2 separate regions of the Homo sapiens genome follow, and region 2 is linked to region 1. A link is an interaction called in ENCODE POLR2A ChIA-PET data of the cell type or tissue named here. Cell type or tissue: GM12878. All regions are shown on one strand. Links, peaks and the distances in the headings refer to the core of each region. The heading gives the core; the rest is flanking DNA.

Region 1 (5,636 bases), core at 1-4,000:
AAACTATATATAACACACCTGTCTCTGACCAGTAGGCCAAAGCCTTAACTTTCAGAATTTGTCAGGGACCCTATGTGCACCTCCTGGATATACTTTTTTTTTTCAATGTGTCAACCACCCACGGGCTTATGAATGTGCTGGCAACTGGTGCATGAGAGGTATTTGTCTATTAGGTTATGTAACTACTTCCTTTTCTATTTATATTGCAAGTGTTACTCAAGACAGGACTATTTTCCTTAAAATTATTTTCCTGGACTAGACAAACCCTACCTGCAAACCAAGGAGATGGATTTTGGCCTATGTTTGGCAGGACTCTCTTGCCATGGTGGGGAGTAGACAATCATGAACATATGATTAGAAATCTGTCAATCACTCTAGGTAACTTAGCAAATGAAGCAGTTGAAGCCACAGCCAACCAACAAAAATCTTTAGGCTCTTCAGCCAGGATCATAATGGATAACAGAATAACCTTAGACTACATATTGGCAGAGCAGGGAGAAGTTTGGATAGTAGCTAACATATCATGTTGTATTTACATGAATACATCTCCTGAAGTCGAAATACATGTAGAAAAATAAGATAGTAAGTTGACTGATTACAACACATTTCTAGAGAAGAACCAGGTGCCAACTGGTTCTTAGGTTTAGTTCCTGGATCTCACACTGAATCAAATATATGCTCCAGGGTTATACTAAAAATAGGGCTTTCTCTATTTCTAATACTTATTGCCGGATATCTGGTAATCAAATTCTGTCTCCAATGCTATGAGGTGGGCGGATCACGAGGTCAGGAGATCGAGACCATCCTGGCTAACACGGTGAAACCCCGTCTCTACTAAAAATACAAAAATTAGCCGGGTGTGGTGGCAGGTGCCTGTAGTCCCAGCTACTCGGGAGGCTGAGGCAGGAGAATGTCATGAATCCAGGAGGCGGAGCTTGCAGTGAGCCCAGATGGTGCCGCTGCACTCCAGCCTGGGCAACAGAAAAAAAAAAAAAAAGAGAAACCAACGTACTGGTAATACCAAATGTTAATATTAAACCAGATGTTAGAGAACATCTTCAACCTAATGCAAAACAATTTCATTTCTGAGGCCCAGACTTGTATCCCTAGTCAGCAGGAAGAAGTTAGAGTAGTTGTCACCCCTCATCCCTCACAATTGAGGAATTTACATAGAACAGGGGGAATTGAAACCATGCCCCAAAGAGTTAAAGAAATCAGTGGTTAAATTCTTGGACTTACAGGATAACAGACAAGAAAATAGCTTGCTGAAAAGCTGAAACTGAAGCTGTGCCCCACAAAATAAGAAACCAGTAACTAACAGAAATTCTTGAGTTTGCCAGATAACAGATAAGAAAAGAAACAAGCTGCTGAAACTCTCTCCACTTGTGAGATTAAGAAAAACCTGGCTGAAATTGGTTGGAACCAAGATGGCTAACTGGAGTTTGCACAGAATAAGCTTGCTGATGTCACAGCCCGAATTTCCACCACATGTTTTGTACTAACTCCCCCTGAATTTGCACATGCAACTCAGGAGTTAACATGAAGAAATAACTGTGCATGCCCAAGGACTTTCCAGACCTCCCCTTTCCTTGCACCAATCACCTACTAATCTCAGAATCCACCCCTTGAACTTTTTCTAATAAAAATACTGCCTTAATGACAGCACAGAGAGACTCCTTGACTCAAATGAAAAAAATCTTTGGTAATGTAATTAATCATCTTCTTGGTTTTACCATAAGTGGATTTTCTTCATTAAAAGCTGGGTGAGTATATTCGCATTGTTGTGCAACTCATCTCTAGAACGTTTTCATCTTGCAAAACTGGAACTCTATGCCCATTAAATACTAATTCCCCCTTTCCACTCCCCTCAGCCCTTGGCAACCACGCTTCTGCTTTCTGTTTCTATGATTTTGACTACTTCAGATATTGCGTATGAGTAGAATCAATATATTTGTCCTTTCGTGACTAGCTTATTTCATTTAGCATACTGGCATCAAGGTTCATCTACGTTTTAACCTATGACAGAACTGCCTTCTTATTAAAGGATGAATAATATTTTATTATATATATATACTACATTTTATTTATTCATTCATTGGTTGATTAATATTTGGGTTGTTTCCAGCTCTTGGCTATTGTAGGTAGTGCTACAATGAACATGGGTATGCAAATGATACCTTTGAGATCTTGCTTTGAATTCTTTTGGATATGTACCCAAAAGTGAGATAGATGGATCATTGTAATACTATTTTACATTTTCTGAGGCACCCCCACACTGTTTTCCAAATCAGCTGCATGATTTTACATTCCCTCCAACAGAAGGATTTCAATTTCTCTGCATGCTCAGCAATACTTGTTTTCTATTTTTCCAAAGGATTTTTTGGTCAAGCATGGTGGCTAACGCCTGTAATCCCAGCACTTTGTGAGGCCAAGGCAGGTGGATCACTTGAGGTCAGGAGTTTGAGACCAGGCTGGCCAGCATAGTGAAACCCCATCTCTAGTAAAAATACAAAATTAGCCAGGTGTGGTGGTACACACTTGTAATCCTAGCTATTCGGGAGGCTGATCCAGAAGAATCACTTCAACCTGGGAAGCAGAGTTTGCAGTGAGCCAAGATCATGCCACTGCCCTCCAGCCTAGGCAACAGAGTGAGACTCTGTGTCAAAAAAAAAAAAAAAAGGTTTTTATAAAAGTGGTTAAGTCCCATACTGCCTGAAAACAGAATTCCATTTTCCTTTACACGCACACCTCATAGAAGCACCTGCACATCCACTGAGTTATGGAAGAGGAGCTATGAACAGCACGAGGGAAATGTGGATGTCACCAAAGCAGGGAGGCCTAGAAGGAGCTGTACAAGTCTCTGCGCTTGCTGCCTGCTGGGGCTGAGCAAGGGAGACTTAACAGAGAGGGACGCAGCTATATTCATTTCCTAGGGCTTCTGTAACAAAGGACCATGAACTTTTTGACTTAAGCAACAGAAATGTATCATCTCACAGTTCTGGAAGCCAGAAATCCAAAACCAAGGTGCTGGCAGAGCCACGCTCCCTCTGACATCAGAGGGGAGGGTCCTTGCCTGCCTCTCTCCCAGCTTCTGGTGGTCATCAGCAATCCTATTCTCTGACTTGTGCTGCAGCACTTCAATCTCTGCCTCTCTTATTGAATAGTATTCTACCCTCGTGTGTCTGTATCTGGTATCCTCTTCTTATAAGGACACCAGTCATATTGGATTGAGGGCCACTAGACTGTAGTTGGACCTCATCTTAACTAGTTACATCTGAAATGATCCTATTTCCAAATTAGGTCTCCTGGTAGGACTTCAATACATCTTTTTGGGGAGACATAATTCAACCCATAATAGAAGCTAACATTCACTCAAAGCATAGTGAGTGCTGGTCCTGTGCTACTTTACATGGTTGTTTCACTTAAATCTGAGTTCCTGACATGTATGCAGGCCCCACCACTCCTGGGATATAGCCCCACCCTTGGGGTCCCTAAACCCATCACCCTGGCCTATCCCCAGCAGGTTCAGTTGAGCCACTTCCTCCCATAGGAGAGGTCTCCAGTGCACAAGCTCTACTCTGGAAGGATCCACATGAACAAAGAAATCTGCTAGTATCCTGGTATGCCTGCATTACTATTACATGTTATATCATTCATATTTATTATTATTTCTGCTATGTTATTTTGCCTACTCTTAGTCCCTCTGCCTCTCCACACTTTTGTTTGTCTGGTGGCTAGTTCCAGTGTAGTAAAAGCCCAACCCTGGCTCTGTTCTGAAGGCTCTATCTGAAGGAAGATACACCCCACCCCATTGAAGTCCCTCTGTGGTTTTCTAGCATGACTCCAAAGTTATATCCATGATATCAGGGGAAGCCTGTGGCACAGTCCGCTCCTAGGAAGGAAGTCTTGCTAGTAGATGACCATGAAAACTGGTCTGGACCCACAGTGCAAATTGTTTTTTTCCAATTGCATCACCAGTCGGTCCCACAGAGTCCTCCAGGAGGCCCTTCTCTTTGTGATCTCCCTTCCTCCTCCCTTCTGCCACAGTCCTTTGCCTTTTTCTCGCTAGAGACCTTGCTCCAGGTAGAGGGGCAGCCCAGATCCTTCTGGGTCTCACAGTGGAACATGGTCAGCACCACTGTATCTCTGGCTGATAGTGATGGCTCTCACAGCATGACAGAGACTCACCGTCTGATCTGATTAAAGACCCTTTCTACCCCATTCTGCAAGGAGAGTGCTAAAGGAGATAAAGAAGGCCCAGATGGACACACAAATTGTCCTGACACATTGGTGTAAAAAGAGCTCCTTTTACTGAACCCAAAGGAAGGGTACTGATAAGAAAAAAACGAGGCTGTGGAAAAACTATGCAGCCATAAAAAAGAATGAAATCATGTCCTTTGCAGGGACATGAAAGGAGCTTGAAGTTGTTATCCTCAGCAAACTAACACAGGAACAGAAAACCAAACATCACATGTTCTCACTTATAAGTGGAAGCTGAATGATGAGAACACATGGACACTGGCAGGGGAACAACACACACTGGGGCCTGTCGGGGTAGGGGGGAATTGGGGTAGGGAAAGCACCAGGAAGAATAGCTCATGGATGCTGGGCTTAATTCCTGGGTGATGGGTTTATCTGTGCAGCAAACCATGTAACAAATCTGCACATCCTACACATGTACTTCAGAACTTAAAATAAAAGTTGAAGAAAAAAAGAAGAATAAATGAGGCTACAGAGAGCAAGGTCATGGCCACTGTACATCAGCAGACCCATGTGCAAAGCTGGAAGCCAAGAAACAGTTACTTATTATATGTCTTCATCAGCTCAGCTGCTATATCAAAATGTCACAGACTGGATGGCTTAAACTACAGAAATGTATTTCTCACAGCTCTGGGGACTGGGAAGTCCAAGATCAAGATGCCAACACTCCCGGGCTTACTTCCTAACTTGCAGATGATGTCTTCTCACTGTGTCTCGCATGGTGGGGAGACAGAGTTCTGGTTACTCTTCCACTTCTTATAAGGACACTAATCCCATGATGAGGGCCCCTCACGACCTCATCTAAAACCTAATCACCTGCTAAAGACTCCACCTTCACATTTACCACATTGAGAGTTAGAGCTCAACATATAAATTTTAGAAAGACACAAACATTCAGTCCATAGTAGTTTATGACTTGAGCAAGTCACCCCACCTGTCAAAAGCTCAGTTCCCTCCTCTCCAAAGTAGAGAAATTATATCTAAGTTGACATAGCATTCTAAAGAAGCTGACAGTAATCTCTCAATAAATACTCATTGTTTTGACTCCCTCGTACAAAATTACCCTTTGACTTAAAATCTCTGGCAGCTGACACACAATTGGTGCTTCTGTTAAAAAGGCTTGAAACTACAGCTTCTGTAAGGGCTTGTTTGTTTGCTTGCTTGATTTATTTCCTTTTTGTTTTCAAAGGGAGGAGCATCTTAAACTGGGCCAATCTGGTCCAAACCTCAGCAGTTGCCCATTAGCTGGGTTTCTTCCTCCTCTGTAGGGCACGCATCTGTAACTCAGTACTGAGAAACTTCCCGGAGATCATGCCCAAAATGCCTGTTATTACTGAGATTAACACCATCATCAATCATCCACGTTCCATGAGCAT
Region 2 (7,880 bases), core at 2,196-6,195, 470 kb before region 1:
CTTTAGGTTCTTAAAATGCCAACTGACTTGTGTTTTTCCCACGCATTGCTTCGACCAAACTAAGACTCCAGAGGTTCCACTTACTTCTCTTTTTGGACCAGTCACTGACTTACTTTGAGACTTTGGGGAGTGACTTCACCCTCCAGGGCCCCTATTTCCCCATTCTAACATGTTCAGTTCCCTCCTGTCTTTGCAGTATTTTCTAAATGGGAGATAATGACATAAGGAGAAAGCTATGCACACACAAACCAAAATGGTTTCCGGGCAGAATTATTTTGTTGTTTGTATTCACATTACCTGTGGTGAGTGGAGTATAGCCTGCATCACCGAGGTTTTGCCTCTAGAAACAAGAGCTAGTGAGAACGAGCAGCACGCTGACACCACCTCACCAACCTCTCATCCTGGAGGTCTCCTCCTGCATCCCTGTCTGTAGCCACACCCAACCTGCCACAGCTTCCTGTGTGTGCTTTTGCTTTGCACTTTGTAGAGCTATTTTCTCTTTCTTTTCTTTTCTTTCTTCCTTTTTTTTAATGTAATGGAGCCTTGCTCTGTGGCCCAGACTGGAGTGCAATGGCGTGATCTCAGCTCACTGCAACCTCTGCCTCCCGGGTTCAAGTGATTCTCCTGCCTCAGCCTCATGAGTAGCTGGGATTACAGGCACCCATCACCATGCCTGGCTAATTTTTGTATTTTTAGTAGAGATGGGTTTTCACCATGTTGGCCAGGCTGGTTTTGAACTCCTGACCTCAGGTGATCCACCCATCTCAGCCTCCCAAAGTACAGGGATTACAGGCGTGAGCCACCATGCCTCGCCCTGCAGAGCTATTTTCTCTGCCTGAAATGCCCTTTTCTATTTTGTCTGTTTGGAAAACTACTGGTTCCCTAAGACTTAGCTCAGTGGGCAACATCACCTTCTCTGGAAAACCTTCTTTTGCCTTCCCAGGCAGAGTTAAATACAGTTGTTCCATGGTATCCACAGGGCACTGGTTCCAGTAACCCCCTCGGTACTAAAATCCATACATACTCAAGTCCTGCAGTCAGCCCTGTGGTACCCACATGTACGAAAAGTTGGCCCTTGGTCGCCCTGAGTTTCGCATTCTGCGAATACTTGTATTTTCCATCCACATTTGGTTGCAGATGCTGACCCTGAGGACAATGAGGGCTGACTGTATTGAAGAAAATTGCGTATAATTGGACGCACACCATTGAAACCTGTGTTGTTCATAGGTCCACTGCACTTCATTCTCTGTGCTCCTGTAGCTCCATGCAAATAATATCTTTAAAATATTCATATTAGTGTAGTCTTGCATTTGCGTGACTATTTTGTTTACTGGACTGTGTGCCCCTCAGGAGCAAGGATTCTCTGCTGTTCATCTTGGTATCTTTAGTACTTAGGACAAGGTATGTGCTTTATTAAATGTGAGTGAATGACTGAGGTGTGGAGGCCACGGGCAAAGAGGACCCTTTTCTCCACCAGTGGCAGGGGGGACACAGGCAGAAAAGATCAAGCCTGGTTGTGTTCTTGCTCTTCTTAATACTTCCTTTAAAGATGTTGAGAAACCGAAGACACATTTAGAACTTCCCTAAAGAGCCTAGGAAGGGCCCAGTCCTAAGTAAAACCTTGCAGAAATATGTGTTTCCCTAATTAACATGAGGTCAGAGCTTTGACCTTCAAGGGCAACCCCAAAGGATGGCAGGGAAACTCGAGATACAGGAATCCCATAGCCAGAAATGATAGGAAAGGCAGGAGGCCACTCCAGTTTATAGCTGTGCGACCCTGGGCCAGCTATTTAAACCTCAGTTTCCTCAAAGTGGGAATCATAGTAATACCCTATAGGATTGTGGTGAGAATTAAATGTGAATGCATGTAAAACATTTAGCACTGAGTTAACCACTCATTAATGTTAACGGCTATTATTACTGACCAACTGGTCTTTTCATTTGTTCTTTAGCTATTTGCCCTTTCTCTGACTCCAAATAGATAGGCTTTCTATAGAGAGAGCATGGAGTCTCTGATGAATGAAGAAAAAAACAGACTGATCTTTAAGCAATCTCCTACTGCTCTGTTGAAATCTAGGTCAAATGTCACTTCCTCTAGGGGGCCGCCTTTGGCTCTCCAGGGGAGAGCTATTTTTTCCCTCTTCCTGTGGATCTAAAAAGTTTCGCTGTATTCTAGTTACTGTGTCTCTCTCCCCTACTCAACAGGCCAAAGCCACGTCTGTGTGTTCTCAGCATCTAACACAGGACCTGGCATATAGTAGGTGTTTGGCAGATGTCTATTGAAGGAAGAAATTTACAAATGTATGAATTTTTTTAGTGACAGACATTTAGAATTACTGGGGGATGAATAGCATTGTTCAGATAGTGAGACGCAAATTACATGCAGGTAAATGCTAGCACCTATATTTCCAGCTTGCTCCTTGGTACACCGCATATGTGCATCCCAGGTGGGTTTGCCCCTCATTCAGTCACTGCTCTGTCTCCAAGGTTCCTTTCCCTCCCACCTCAGCAGCGCTCAGCTTACAAGCAGGCCCTACAGAGTTGGATAGAGACCCACTGCCAAGCATTACCGGCAGCCAGCAGGTTTTACAGCAACAGTGCCAAGAAGCCCAGCCTCAGGATCTGCAATCTCAGACAGAATCGCTTTTGCGGCTGGCAAGGTAGGGCTAGGCAGCAGGCACAGGTGCCATTTCACAGACTACCTCGGGCCAGCAGCTGCCCTTTAGACACCAAATTAACTCACCAAAGTTGTCTTTCCAGCAAAGTGGTTTAATGTGAATTTGAAGCATTTAGTAGCCTTGTTTTGGGTGTCTGTACCTTTCAGTGGATGGGATTGTCTAAGTATGTACACAAGAATATTATTGTTAAATTCCTCAAAGAAGGTGATAGGGGACTTTTCAAGTCCTGTATACCATTAGGTTATGGATTGTTTTGTTCATGTACACAGCTCATTTACTGAGTACCTCACATGGGCCAGACACTAATCTGCTAGGAGAGATGAATGGTAACAGGGACCACACTACAGAGATCTGGACCAAAGCTCAGAGGAAGGGCTCACTGATTCTCCCCAGCCTCCAGAACAGGATGCCTGAAACCATGATGATTGTTGCGATAAGTCTGAGGGTGTCATTTTATTATTGATCTATGAATTTGGCTGTCTTGTCTTTTGAACATTTCATCTCGTGGTGAGTTGTTTTAATTGGGTTTGCTCTTTGGTTGCTAAGGAAATTTGGAGGGCCTTAGTGCAAGGTCAAGAATCAATGTACAACAAGGTGTGGTGGTGCACGCCTGTAGTCCTAGCTACTTGGGAGGCTGAGGCAGGAGGGTGGCTTGAGTCCAGGAGTTCTGGGCTGTAGTGTGCCATGTCAATTGGGTGTCAGCACTAAGTTTGGCATCAATATGGGAGCAGGGGACCACTAGGTTGTTTAAGGAGGAGTGGGTGCACTGGCTCACACCAGAAATGGAGCAGGTCAAAACTCCTGTGCTGATCAGTAGTGGGATCACACCTGTGAAGAGCCACTGCACTCCTGCCTAGGCAACATAGTGAGATCTGTCTCTTTAAGGAAAAAAAATAGAATAAATGTATAGAGACAAATGCAGGGGGTAAGAATCATCGTGACCTAGAAGATGCCAGTGTACACAATATTTGTATGTGATTTGGCACATGTTAATTGCAGCCTAAACCTGAACAGTGCCTTTGCCATACCTAGAAAAATTCCCCTTCATGTACAAGAAACATACATGAAATTATATTCGTAAGACATTTGAAATCTTGGGGGATTGTTCTTACTATATGTGAAGAAGGTCTTAATTAAAGAGAAGAGTCCTATCTTAGGGTTTAAAACTTATTAAAGAGGAAAGAAGAGAAATAAGGAGGCCTGGACTCTGGTCCCAGCCACACCTCCAATAAGCTCTGTGATGTTAGGCATGTCCTTTAACTTGGGTGTCATTTCATGCCTCTGTGACAGGGGAGTGGCCAGATAGATCATCTCTAAGATCCCTCCACCTCTACATTCTATGACTGCTATTCTTACTACATTCATTCTATAAGGAAGTTGGCATAGACCCAGAAGATAGCAAAGAAAACTATGAAAGATTTGGAGAATAAGCCCTAAAAAAGCAGGTTACAAGAATATAAAGAGACCAAGGCATGTGATGGAATCTTTATGAATTGAACAGCTCCTGTTATTTCCTCTGAGAATAGCCCAAGAGAGACCTTCAATCGTATCAGAAAAGATTTAGGTTACAAAGTAGGGATATGAGACACCAGAGAGGTTGTAGGATTTCCTTATTTGGATATTTTTAACAAAATAGTAGATGACTCTCTTTCTGGGACAGTTTGAGTACCGTCTTGCCTAGAAACTAGGAGTGAACTGGATCAACGTGTCTTAAGCTGTGTGTGGTAACATCCCATAAAACAGGTCTCACGTGCTGCTCTGGGAACTTCCCTGATCTGTGCGGGGGCAGTCCAGCAGCTAGGCAGCTGAGCAGAGCGCATCTGCCTGGGGCCAGTGAGGAGAATGCATCTAGACAGAGCTTTTCGTGCTGCTGAGGTAAGAGCAGGAACACAGCCCCCCAGCCCCCAGGAGCGAGGCTGGGCTGGGAGCTGCCCACTCCCTCACTTGCTCCATTTCACAGAAGGCACCTCCGAGCCAAAGCTACAGCTGCTGATGGCGCCAGCAGCTATTTCTCAGCTCATTTGCAATACTTTCTAATCTAGCTCTAATTTGTATGTATACTTGTCAGCTACTGCATAGAATTTTGGAACTTTTAACATAGAACGGACTCCGCTTCTCAATTTATGAATGAGAAAACTGAGTCCCATAGAGGCAAGATGGAGCCTAAAGTTACACAGCCTAGGTCTCCTGACTGCCAAGCTTGGCACTTCCTTCTATTTCCTGCCAGTTATTTCCATTTTGATTTCTTTGGAGATGTTCAAGTATATTAATTGTCTCAATATCTTAATTGCCTGGGCTGCTTTAGGTATTTTATATTTTTATTTTTTTGATAAGCCTCTGTGCTAATTTCTTACACTTATCTAGTTTTATTTTTCCCTCAGAGCCTTGTGTTTAACCTTTTCACTTGTTCGTTTTTGATCGTCAGAACTCTTTTCATTGCATTAACTATTTCACAGTAAATTAGCTGTAATCCATGTGCTGCATTTGAAACTTGATATTTAACTGTGGGCTTCATGCCTGAAGCCCCTCACCAACCCCCTAGCAGCCAGGGCAGTACTTTGCATACAGACACATATATGGAGTGAAAGAATGAATGAATGGCATTTGATATCAAGGTAATAGTGCAATCATGGTTAAACAGCTAGCCCATAATATTCAATTTATTGAAAAGATGCATTTGGGGTACTCTGAGCTTTCAGTAGGGGAAAGTCTGGATCTTAAATTGCTTCTGGTAGAATGTGGGCTAAAGGGTAGCTGTAGAATTTAAAGATGTTAGTATCAGGAGCATCACTGTCTAAAGCTCAGGGAAGGAGAGAGATGCTAAGGCACAGAAAGGCCTCCCCAAGCCCCAGCCTGGAGTATCCCCTTTTCTTGCAGGAGGCTTGTTCTTGTGTCACACCCTTAATGGGATTGGGCAACTTGGTAGAAAACAGAGGTATCAGGAATGTACTAAGGGAGAGAAGGAAGGAATGAGAACTCCTTAGCTGGCGACAGAGCCAGGCTCTGTAAGATGTGCTACACAGCTTCAGAAGCCCCTCGGTGTAGTGGTCAAACCAGAGGTACCCAGAGCAATATGAGGTTGATGAAGTTTGGAGTAATCTGGATTGCTAGCTTCCCATAAGTGTTTATGTGGCCTGAGATAATAGTGTCAGAGGAGAGCCGTTGAGTCTCTCCTCCTGAATAGCCTTCCCCCTACCTTCCACCCTGTGGCATTTACATCAGAGCCTGCAGAGAGAAGAATTCTGTAGGCTTTGAGAGAATCCATGTATCTGCAGGGAGAAAAAGGACAATCTGGAGGAGATTCTGACTTGACAAAAAGATTCATCAGAGTCCCTTTAACTGGCCATCTGTTTTTAAGGCCATTTATAATTATTTGGTTTCTTAAAAACAAAGTCATTTTAAAATTATATTTTCTGAATCATCCTTTATGTAAAAGTTAGTCATATCTGTATCCATAGAGATATGATATCCCAAGAATATATAGTAAATTCCATATATTCGCAAAGTAAGATCTCCTACAGTGGTCTACTTTATAAAATGAAGGGGACAGGATTAAGTAAAAGCAATGTTTTTTCCTTAAATAGATTAATCTTGATGGCTTTTTAAAAATGTATGGGTATTTTATTTTGCTTCATAGTCCTACATATTTTATTTTTCGTTTCTTTAGTTGTCATAGTCTAATGCTAAAGCTTACAATATTAATGTTATTCTAGATGATGTGTTCTTTTGGATTACTGATTGTTCTTGAGATGTTTGGAAGTTGTATAATTTCCCCTCTGGAAATGTACTGAAATTTATTGAGGCAGAGCTAGGAACTTGAGTCCTGAGTGTCCGGTTTGACTTTAACTACTGAATCAAGTTGCAGGAAAAGTGGGGCACATTCAAAAGAGTCCCTTGGCAAGGTGATACCAGGTCACAGATGCCTCCCTGATCCTGGCAGGTTATATGATTCAGCATCAGTATATTGAATCAAAATACTGACTAGCCCAGCACTACCATCTTTCAGAAATGATTCCACCCCTTGAGCATCTCTCTCTAGACAGGTCACCTTTTCTAGCCTTTCTGCTTTTAATTATCAGTTATGAAACTCCCCAGAGAAAATTCCATTTACATTTTTACATTTACTTTAGAGGATGTTTTTTCTTCTGTAAATTCTGCAGCACTGTGTTCAAGAGTAAACTCCCACAAATTGTTTCTATATTCAGACTTTAGAGAACTTAAGTTCAGGTACTTTTATGATAACTCATCCTCAGAAATTCCCTTCGCTACTGACTTGGGAAATACCAGCACCCTTTAAGCAGAAACTCAAAACTCACTGATTTAAGAAATGAACAGGCTTTGTGGCTTTTGCAGTTTGAGGTGGGGCTTTTTTTTTCTTAAGGTTTTAAAAATAATATAATTTTTTAAAATGAACAACCAATGCTTTTTTTTTGGCCAACGTCTTGAGATTCTACAACTATTGATTTAATAAATTTAAGTGCTCTCACATGCACTCACACAAAAAACTAGCAGCCCAGACGTGACCTTGATGAATGAGTTGTCTTTTTATAATAGATTTTTGATTTGGGCAGTAATTCAGAAGGGGATTTCCCAGATTGACCACGGATTTGCAGAAGACCTGAAAATGGTTTGTGGCAGGGCATATTTAGATGATGTAGTCATTAAAAAGGGCCACACTCAATGCAGGAGCAGTCGGGCAGAGCTGAAGAAACCACTCACTTATACCTTGGAAGATACATGCTTTCTTTAGCCCCTCCTTTTAAGCTCCAGATGCCTCAGCATGCCCATTACTGCAGCAGTATCTGTATAGTTTGCTGCCTATATGGTGCCAGTAATTTGCAAACTAAAGCCATCACCAACTAATCTTACTTATATTACTTATTAATCTTATAATATTATCATAACCCATATTTTCAAATATGCGTGAATTAAAATGGGTGCATTTTTGTTTTTTTTTTGTTTTTGAAATGGGGTCTCGCTCTGTCACCCAGGTTGGAGTGCAGTGGCATGATCTCAGTTCACTGCAACCTCCGCTTCCTGGGTTCAAGTGATCCTCCCACCTCAGCCTCCCGAGTAGCTGGGATCACAGGCATGCACCACCACACCTAGATAATTTTTGTATTTTTGGTAGAGATGGGGTTTCACCATGTTGCCCAGGCTGGTCTCGAACACCTAAGCTCAAAGCAATCCGTGCACCTCGGC

What was found. ChIA-PET counts read pairs that join two places held together with the same protein. Peaks named below come from ENCODE experiments on the same cell type or tissue, not always from the same donor. Only the 100,000 strongest peaks of a DNase experiment are listed, where the experiment ranks them.
Region 2: POLR2A ChIA-PET joins it to region 1 with 7 read pairs; 1 of 35 experiments calls an interaction of 5 or more read pairs at or near these places.

The regions. Positions count from the first base shown.
Region 1 is chr13:45,691,499-45,697,134 of GRCh38, reverse strand. All of the region lies in intron 1 of LINC01055 (long intergenic non-protein coding RNA 1055), which reads left to right. Among named protein-coding and RNA genes, the nearest start is that of LINC01055, 6.9 kb to the left of the region's middle. In GM12878, for the core only: no CTCF peak of the experiment used is centred there; DNase peaks (open chromatin) are centred at 94, 1,234 and 1,864; H3K4me3 peaks cover 1,974 bases; H3K27ac peaks cover 2,421 bases.
Region 2 is chr13:46,165,136-46,173,015 of GRCh38, reverse strand. The region is part of intron 1 of LCP1 (lymphocyte cytosolic protein 1); the gene reads left to right. It also overlaps the pseudogene RN7SL288P. Among named protein-coding and RNA genes, the nearest start is that of LCP1, 13 kb to the left of the region's middle. RefSeq lists an enhancer at 489-538. In GM12878, for the core only: no CTCF peak of the experiment used is centred there; no DNase peak of the experiment used is centred there; H3K4me3 peaks cover 4,000 bases; H3K27ac peaks cover 3,943 bases.